Linked DNA regions of Mus musculus: region 2 is linked to region 1. A link is a contact called in ENCODE Hi-C or POLR2A ChIA-PET data. All regions are on one chromosome and are shown on one strand. The core of a region is the stretch at or near the end of the contact, and the rest is flanking DNA. Distances in the headings are between cores, read along the strand shown. Region 1 overlaps Gm12496 (a long non-coding RNA gene). Region 2 holds the start of 4930522O17Rik (RIKEN cDNA 4930522O17 gene).

Region 1 (4,465 bases), core at 1,912-4,411:
ACTGTGTAGCCCCAGTTATCCTGGAACTTACTGTGTTGACTAGACTGGTCTTGAACTCGGAGAGATCCACCTGTTTCTGCCTGTTGAGTGCTGGCACTAAAGGTATGCTTCTGTATCTTAACGAAGGACATTTTGTCTCCTTAGAGGACATTTGGTAATCATTAGGGATATATTTTGTCATAATTTTGGGGTTGCTGCTGACATCTAGTGGAGCCAGGCATAGCACTTATTATCCCTGCAATCTGGAGGACAGATTTCCCCATCTCCATAGCAATAATTCTCTAGCCCCACATGACCTTAGTGTTGAGGCTGATTTTGAATTATACCAAAGCAGGTGGCAAACATAAATGTGGCCAGCCTGCTCCCCAGGTCTGTCCTGCCCTCATCTTCTCTCCCTTTATCTCTCTGTTTTTGGGTACCAGTTACCAGCTAACTCAGAAAATGATTCCTTATATCTATGTCAAGTAAAATCCGTAATTCTTTTCAGAAGCCGACTGGAAAAATATGATTTCAGACGAGTGACAGGAACTTCTCCCCCGGGTAGTTCATTCAGGCTGTGGGTTGACAGGCTTTCTGCACAGGGAAGGGGAATTAATCGTTTAAACTTGGCAGACCATGTGGCCTCTGTGAGAACCACCATAGAGTAGAACACATCTTAATTCTTAAAGGAAGGGACATATATCTGTGTTCCAATAAAACCTTAGTTTCAAAGCATGTTGATAGTTTGCATATTTGGAAAAATAGCTCAGTCTGTCCCAGTCACTTTCTCAACCAAAGCTTTATTCTGGTGTCGCATGCCTTCATCTTGTGTTCAAAAAGCCCCCGAAGGCTGTTATTGGTATCCGGGTCGGTATCACAGCCTTCTTGATGATGCTGGTGCTTTAGCTGCGTGTTCTGAGATCCTGTCCGCAGTTCCTGCACAGAATGGAGAGCCTTATTAAATACCACAGCTATAACACAACGTCTGTCCATTAGCAACTGTGCCAAGGATGCTGACCAATGACAGAGGAGAACCTGGAGAGCTTTGGGAGAGTCACATAATTCTGTGGTTCTTGCCTAGAAATGCTGAGGTCAAGCCTAGGAAAAACCACTGCAATGCATTATGGGCCTCATCATCAAAGGGAAGAGAAATTGTGCTATGCCAGAGGATGTGACTTCAAAGCACTGCTTTATTTTTCATGGGGCATGTGGGGGGTTATTCATACCAGTTCCCACGTCCAGACTTGTGAGATCTCAAGGACTTGGGAGTAAACTTTGGCCCATCTTACTGGTTGCAGTCACTACATTTACTTTATCCTGATCATGGAACTTTGGAATTAAAAATACCCAAATGGAAATTAGTTTAGTTTGTTGAACCTGACAGCCCTCTACAAAGAGCTTGAGGAAGCCCTGGGCTGGGGAGCTGTGCTTCGATGGAGAGAGGACTTCCAGCTCCTTGGTCTGGGAGCAATAGAGAGCTTTGCAGCTTCAGCCATATCTGTAGGTTCCTTTACAGTTGTAGTAGGAGTAGTGAGCAGATGGCAGTCGAGGCACACCAGTGCTGATAGAATCACTCTCACCCCACGCCCAATCCCTGTGGGTCAGGCCAGGACTCTTGAAACCAAGAGGTGCAGGACTGCCCTGTGTGTGCACTTGGAGCCTGGCTAAGCAAGTACGTTCATCTTCCTCAGTCACTAGGTGGCAGAATATAATTAAGATGTCAGAGTGTCTCCTGAAACATTGGAGGATGGTTTTCCGTCCCTACTTTAATGGCCTCCTTCATTACTTTGCAGTATTTGCTAGTGACATTCAGGACTGAGGTAATGGCATAAACATTTCCCTCCGCAAACACATCCTTGCATCTATTCAGGTTTTTAATGTTTTTATTCAGCTGTCCCATCTCTTAGGAAGAAGTCTCTTTAACTCGAAGTACATTCCATTCCGGATGACTGCTCCTCAGACCTCCCAAACTTCCAAGTTTTACCCGTTATTTTGTTATTCATTAGGGGACAGAAATACATACCTTCTTGCCATCTGTAAAATTTCAAATCATTTTTCACATTAAATATGAGATAAATCCATCGTGTAGATGAAAGCTCAGTGAGTCCATATGGATAATAAATATTTCTTAGTAATACTTATTTACTGATAACAGATTTGTTGGTTTTCCTAATGTTAAAGAAAATAGTCACTCATGTGAAAAAAGTCTGAAAATTTGGAAAGGAATATGAAAGGAAAGATAGACAGCAATCCTATTATTCAGAGAGACCAATTAAAAAGAGGTTATGGTGCCCCAGAATAATTCATCTTATCAAGCTGATGATGGGAAAAAGCTAAAAAGCCTCTTCATAGATAAATGTAAGCCCATTAAGATCTGATCCTTGGCTACCTAAAATTCTAGGTCAGCACTTAAAACAGAACATGCTGTTTTTATTAACATTTTATTATAGCAGATTTTAAGCATGTGCAGAAAAAAACGCAGAGAAGATGATAAACCCGCTGTGTGCACTCCACACCTAGCTTTAAAAATGAACAGTACAGAACCCATCTGACTCATTAATACATGCCAAAATGTCTTTCCTTTACGATATTTTGAGGCAAACCCCTGACTTGTTTTGCTTCATATTTACCTAGGCTAGTGCTAACCTTTAAAATAAAGTCTATTGTGCAGCTTTGGTGATCAACCCAAGTAAACAAGGGAATATAATCTCATGAATCACAATAAGGGTATGCAAAGCTACTCACTCTCAAAGAGAGTCCTAGCCTTGTTGAGGGTGGGGATGGTCTGGCTACTGGGTCAGACTCACTGCTCAGAGAATCTGGAATTAATTTTGCTGGGGAAAAAAATATAACCTGAACCTAGAGTGGATCTGTCTACAGCCTCTGTGTGACTGCAGACAAAGAGGACAAAAGAACAGAAAGCAACACATCAAACGTGGGAGTGGCTCATTGCAAACAAGGGTCTCTTCCAGTGCAGGTCTTTCCTGTGCCCTCTGCTGTCTTGTCACTGGGCTCTAGGCCTGAATCTGCAGTGCTGAGCCCTGCCTTTTAAGGTCTTAGCTTCGAGTTCAATTTTTGCTATTTCTTCAGTTTGCCTTTCACATTTGTCCTGATCAACACTGACCCACAGATCCCGTTTCACCCCTTTGTCCTCACTGGGTCAGGTGCATCTTTTCTGCAACTCTTACTGTATTTTCTTCCTTCTCACTTCCTCTTTATACTCCCAGGGTTCTATGGGGGTTCCAGTCAATTCCTCTTTCCAGAGTGCTGAGACCATACACTTGGCTGGATGATCTCACTTCCCCTGACTGCTATTTTCCATGCACTGGATGCTTGCCACATGCCAGGCTCTACGTGATATGCTGGGTGGACAAGAATGAAAGAAACAGAACCTCACCTTTGAAGAGCTCACAGGTTAGCTGGTGTCTAGGTGAGTTGGGGAGTTTGTGATGTATGAGAAAAAAAAATTAGTCACGGCTAATATGTATACATCAAAGAGGATAGGTCTGTTCAGGGTACCCAGGGAATGCTTGCCTAGAAAGGGCATTTACTTTGTGTATTTGCATTTAGTTCATTTTGAGGTCCAGTTGATGTAAAACTAATGTTTTACAGCATTATTTGACAGGATTATTTCTGCATCCATTCTAGCCCATTTCAGCTTCCAAATAAACGACACAGAGACCTGGTATTTTTTATTAACAAGCTGCAAGCTGGGCAAGTTCTGAGCTATTCTAATCTGCCTAGGCTGCCTGCCTACTCCCAGACACATACCCCATTCCTTGCCATCTGATCTTGCGCTGGCTTGCTCCGGTCCACATGTGTCCTTATGGCTGCTCTCTCACGGAGACATCATGGCCAATCCTCCACACTTTGTTCTAGTCCTTGTAGTCCTTTTCTCTTGGAAGTTCCTCACTGGGATTGGAAGTCTTGCCTTATTCTCTTCTTCTGCTCAGCTCTTAGAGGTGATGCAAGACACTTTTTACATAACATTGAGACTGGAGATGTTTGACTATGTCAACATCTGGAATGCAATCAGATATCTGGGCATAGAAATCAGCATAAGAATACACAGCACACAAAGTCATCCCCCAATAGGTTTTACATATATATGTATATGTATAAAATATATATTGCTATTTACAAAAATGCACACAACTCCCATTCATATTTTGCCTGTCCCAGGTTCTCCAAAATTGATTGATTATCTATTTTCTTATGTGTCTTTCTAGTTCTATATGGATATGTGAGCAAAGACACATTTTTCTTTCTTTGAAAACATGTGGCAGCATGTTGTACTTTCTGGTGTGCACTTGTATGTTATAGAAACATAATGTTATGTAGAGACAAGAAACTTTAGAATCAGGATATCTGCATTCAAACACCAACTCTGTGATTCACTAGCTGTTTCAACTTGGCAAGTCACTCAACATCTCTCTGGTTGCTTTCAATATTTTTATCTCTCGCTTTCAAATTCTCATAGCTTATT
Region 2 (4,818 bases), core at 63-2,562, 110 kb after region 1:
AAGCCTTTTCCTTTCCTTTGGGAACTGTGATTTCTCTCCTTGGTCTTAGATTTCAAGTTGCTCCACAGTTCATTATTAGAAAATGAATTATTCAGCTGTTTCCTTTTCAAGACATCTTTAGCTGTCAGGGTATCAAGGAAATGGGAATAAGTCAGTCACATTTTATAATTTTATTCACTGAGATTTATCAAGATGCAATGAGTTTCCACAGTCTCTATGGCAAAATACAAAATGAAATATTTTTTTCTTGTGGCAAAGTATATACATGATATCAAATTAAAATTAAGTCTTTTTTGACAAGAAAAAAATATATACAACCTTGTGGAGTCCCATCCCATCTCCGGGTCTTGATTCCCTCAGCTATAAAATGATATTTTGGGACTAGTTTCTAAGGTTTCATATGCATTTTCCTAAAGAAGCTTTATTAATATATAATTAGCACACCATATAATTCACCTGCTTAAAGTATATAATTCAATGGCCTCTAGCATATTCCATATTTTGAGTTGGAATAAACACATATAACAAAGTTTGTTATTTTAACCACTTTAAGTGTATCAACCCATGGAATTAATCTTGTTCACAATGTCTCAAAGTCATTGCCAGCGTTTCCAGCATTTATCATTATCCTCATGTAGACATTCTGAACTGTGTAGGTGTGAAACCCTGGAACTAGTCTGCTTGAGAAAAAGCACATCAAAGGCTCTCAAGCCGCACAGAAAAGGGACTAATTTTAATTCCCACTCAGTGACATTAGGCCTCTTGTGAGCAGTTACTCATTTATACACACACTGAACATTGTTCTCAGTCCTGCTCCGGGTACACTAATGGCTCTAAAGAAAGTCTGAGCCAAGAGGAGGGAATAAAACGTGTTTTTTTTTTTGGATCTTGTGATTATGAGCCATCAGTTTTTCTTAGTTCTATCAGCCGACTTCGCTTAATTTTTAAACTAAGCTAACTGCCTCTCAAAACTGTTGAGCTTCGGTTGGTAGAGAGCCAGGGTTTCAGAGGCTGTAAGCACATGATCTTTCCAGGAACTAGCTAAAAACTGTGATGGACACTCTTCATAGTCAGCCCTTAGATCCATCCAGACAAGACCTGTGGCCCAGGAACTGGCAGATACGGACTCGCTCATCGAAAAGACTCCATTCAGCATTATCTTTTACACACACTGGAGTACTTCTCAGAATTGGCTTGGTATCTCGTGAGATCTGAGAAAAATAAAACTAGATAGGTTACAGCTGTGGGTATGAACCACAGGAGTGGGACTGGCAGTTCATGGAGCTGCCGACCTTTCTTCCGGATTCTTCTTAAGTCCTTCCAGGGCACTGCTTCCGGACCACGAGAGCCTCTATATCGAATAGAAGACCCAAGAGTGAGGTTCAACAGCCCTAACATAAGATGCGCTGCTCTCTGAGTACAGTTTCTTCCACAGTGTCAGTCAGACAAAGGCTGTATCTCTGTGTGTTGGGGTTGGGGAGGGAACTAAAAAAGACATGCAATAACGTTCCTCCCGGTAATGAAACTCTGGGACATTCTGGGCAGTACTTGTGAACACGCGTATCTCCACACAACACAAAACCTGGTCTTAATCAGTCTTACTCTCACAGATCTGGATTCAAGTTGGGCTCCCATGGTTTAATGGTGTTTGACAGTTTACTACATTCCACTGAATGTTAGACATTATTGCTATCTTCTAAAAATAGCAGTGGCCACAATTTTTGCAAAGTGAACCAAAAGATCTGGGCTCACTCCCAGCTCCGCCTCTCCATATCTGTATGACTTTGGCACTTAACCTATCACGGGCCTTGGCTTCCTAATCAGGGATGGTTTAAATGCTTTGGAAAAAAACTTAAGATTCTTTTATTTTTTCCATTTCATCTTTTCTTCCCCTTCCCCCTCCCTTTCTCCTCTGAGTGGCTGGGCACCCCCTTTGGGTGCCCTCCCCCAACCCCTAGGCACTTCAGGTCTCTGCCAGGCTAGGTGCTTCCTCTTCCACTGAGACCAGACAAGGCAGCCCAGCTAGAAGAACATATCCCATAGACAAGCAACGGGTTTGGGGGATAGCCATGCCACCACCAGTTGTTCAGGACCCACGTGAAGGTCAAGCTGCACATCTGCTACATGTGAGCTTGGAGTCCTAGGTCTGCCTGTGCACGTTCTTAAGATTTCCCCTCTCTTCTAATCAAAGGTTTCTTGTGAGATTATTCTCATGGCCTGGCAGTTGCTTAAGAAAAGACAAAAGGCAGCCTGGGTTAGGAGGCAATGTATAGCACCAGGCATTCAGCTTCTAAGTTCTGAAATGCTATTCTTGCAAGCCTATATGCAAGCCTACATTACTATTTGGCAACTTTTTGGTTAGGTTTGCCTAATAAAATTAAAAATGGCTGTCTATCTCTTCTTTTTGCTACCAAGGGATGATCTGAGGCACAGTGGAATACATTTATTAAGGCAATTTTATCTTGCTGAAATAAAATGGCCTTTAGCAGATGGAAGGTCATATTTACTTTTCTGAGCAAGAGAATTGTGAGGAAACCCTGTAACGGCAAGGTTAAATCACATCATTTGTCTATCAAAGCTGAAATCTCTGTGGGTATTTGAAGGGGTGGGGTGAGGGCTAATTTTGTATCTGCTTGGGAGAGCAGAGAAGTAGCCTGTAAAACATTAGTTCTTTTGTTTCTGTACACAAATATTCAGAATGTGTGTCTTGCTTCTCTAGACATGTCATGATTTTTAACCCTTATAACATGGATACAGTTCTTGTACCACTCTGTGTGGGTATTTATCTATTTATCTATGTATATTATATGTGCACTGGTGTACTACATGTATATCCATGTAAGGGTATTGGATCATCTGAAATTAGAGTTAGAGACAGTTGTGAGCTGTCATGTGGGGCTGGGAATTGAACCTGAGTCCTCTGGAAGAGCAGCCAGTGTTCTTTACCACTGAGCCATTTCTTCAGCCCCCTGTGTGGGTTTCTTAACCATTTGGAAAACATGAAATGCAAAGGACAGAGGAATGGGAGGAGGAATGACTGCAAGTCTTCCAGAGTCTGAACAGGAAGAACCAATTACAGAAGCCTTGCCAAAGGAACGAGGAGTTCAAGTTGAACTAGTACTTAGGTCAAAACAGGGGGAAGAACACAGGTAGGTGAAAAAGAAATACAGAGAAGAGAGAGATAAAATCAGAAAGTGAGGAGAGATGGATAGATGATAGATAGATAGATAGATAGATAGATAGATGATAGATAGATAGATAGATAGATAGATAGATGATAGATAAATTGAGAGATGATAGATTGGTAGATGATAGATTAATAGATAATAGTAGGTAGGTAGATTGATTAATACATGATAGATGATAATGATAGATAGATAAGCAATTGATAGATAATAGATGATAGACAGAGAGAATGATGATAGATACATGATAGACTATAGACAAATGATATATTTGTGGGAAGCCACATGTGCCGTTGCAGAGTGGCACTGACTACTGCTGGCCACCAGGCCTAAGTTTGGACAAACAACCAATGTGTACATATGCAGTAAAGTTTTTTGCAAAGACACTGCCTGGCCCGGGCATGATAATGAGGCTTTGAGAGTATAACCAATCAGATGTGAGACATGCAAATGAGGTATGATAATGAGGCTCTGTGAGGTATAGAGAGAGAATAGCCAATCAGATGAGGAACATGCAAATGAGGCTTAGTGCATAACCAATGCGGGTGTGAGACACGCCTCTCCTAGGCCTATATAAGCAGCACCAGTTCTGGGCTCGGGGTCTCTTCACCTCTGCAATCAAGCTCTCCCAATAAACGTGTGCAGAAGGATCCTGTTGCAGCGTCGTTACTGCTGGCCAGTCTGGTGCGCGCAAGAATATTGATAAATTAATGATAGATATGATACATATGTACATATACATGCATATTAGATAATATCTATGATGAGGTCCAAATTTCTATGAATACAAATGAGATGTAATTTTTCCAACTCATTTTCCATAGCACACCCTTCTGTTACTCTTTACCTATTTTCTGGCCCACACTTCTCCCTAGTGTTCTAACCCTAGATACCCAACAGCTACTGGGTCCTCCCACAGGCCCTTAATGCTCAGCACATCTGAAATGTGCCTCAAATGTTTTCCCTCCCTCCCCCCCAAACTGCTCTTCATCATATATTACTTATTCAGCCAACCATGCTGGTACTGGAGCTACAAAGTCTGTGGCCATATTCTGCAGCTCCTTCACCCCCCACCCTTCATTTATCCACTCAGAAACACTGATTTAACATTCACTGTACCACCGTAAGATACTGTGCCATCAAGAAAGACAAAGATACTGGAACATGGCCTCGAATATACATAGCTCAGTTCAGACAACGAAGCAAACCAGCAGCCACAAAGAACCCAGAAAGGAGCCCTCTGTGTCTGTCTCGCCCCTGGGTCTGGGATGCTCTTGTCCTCTCCAGTCCTTTGGTTCAGACTCTTGCTGCTCTGGGCACATGCTATTTTCTGGTGGAATACCTCCATATTCTATTCTATTCCCCTTGTCTCTACAGCAATTGTTTTAAATATAGGATTGGACTACCACATAGCACCTCCTTGCATATCTTCTTCTGCTGTTGTCTACAGCTGGTTTGGTCATCAGAGCTTTTGTGGCCTTGAGAACATGATGTTCCAGCTTAGAAATGTCATCTCTAAGTAGTGAGTTACTATTTGTAACACAAAAAGGCAGTTTAATGGCCATTCTTCCATGAGGCCCTTTTCAAACATTTAGGCAGGAGTTGAAACCCCTAAAGTATATTTTTAATGTCT

The links. A loop is a pair of places that touch in the nucleus more often than their neighbours do. ChIA-PET counts read pairs that join two places held with the same protein, here RNA polymerase II (POLR2A).
Region 2: a loop to region 1 is called in a map of Patski, with 2.7 times the contacts of the local background. The contact joins the promoter of 4930522O17Rik here to the enhancer-like site in region 1. A Hi-C loop is called at or near these places in 2 of 37 maps with a recorded cell type or tissue (Patski and left cerebral cortex). POLR2A ChIA-PET finds 5 or more read pairs at or near these places in 1 of 5 experiments (Patski).

What each region holds. Positions count from the first base shown.
Region 1 is chr4:53,352,352-53,356,816 of GRCm38, reverse strand. All of the region lies in intron 2 of Gm12496 (a long non-coding RNA gene), which reads left to right. Among named protein-coding and RNA genes, the nearest start is that of Gm52737, 27 kb to the right of the region's middle. Within about 2 kb of position 3,161, at least 1 of the 3 ENCODE cell types and tissues checked has a DNase peak (open chromatin) inside an H3K27ac peak, as active enhancers do.
Region 2 is chr4:53,242,690-53,247,507 of GRCm38, reverse strand. It overlaps 4930522O17Rik (RIKEN cDNA 4930522O17 gene), which reads right to left and starts at 1,312. Exons shown (of 3, transcript NR_040665.1): 1 at 1,099-1,312; 2 at 1-121.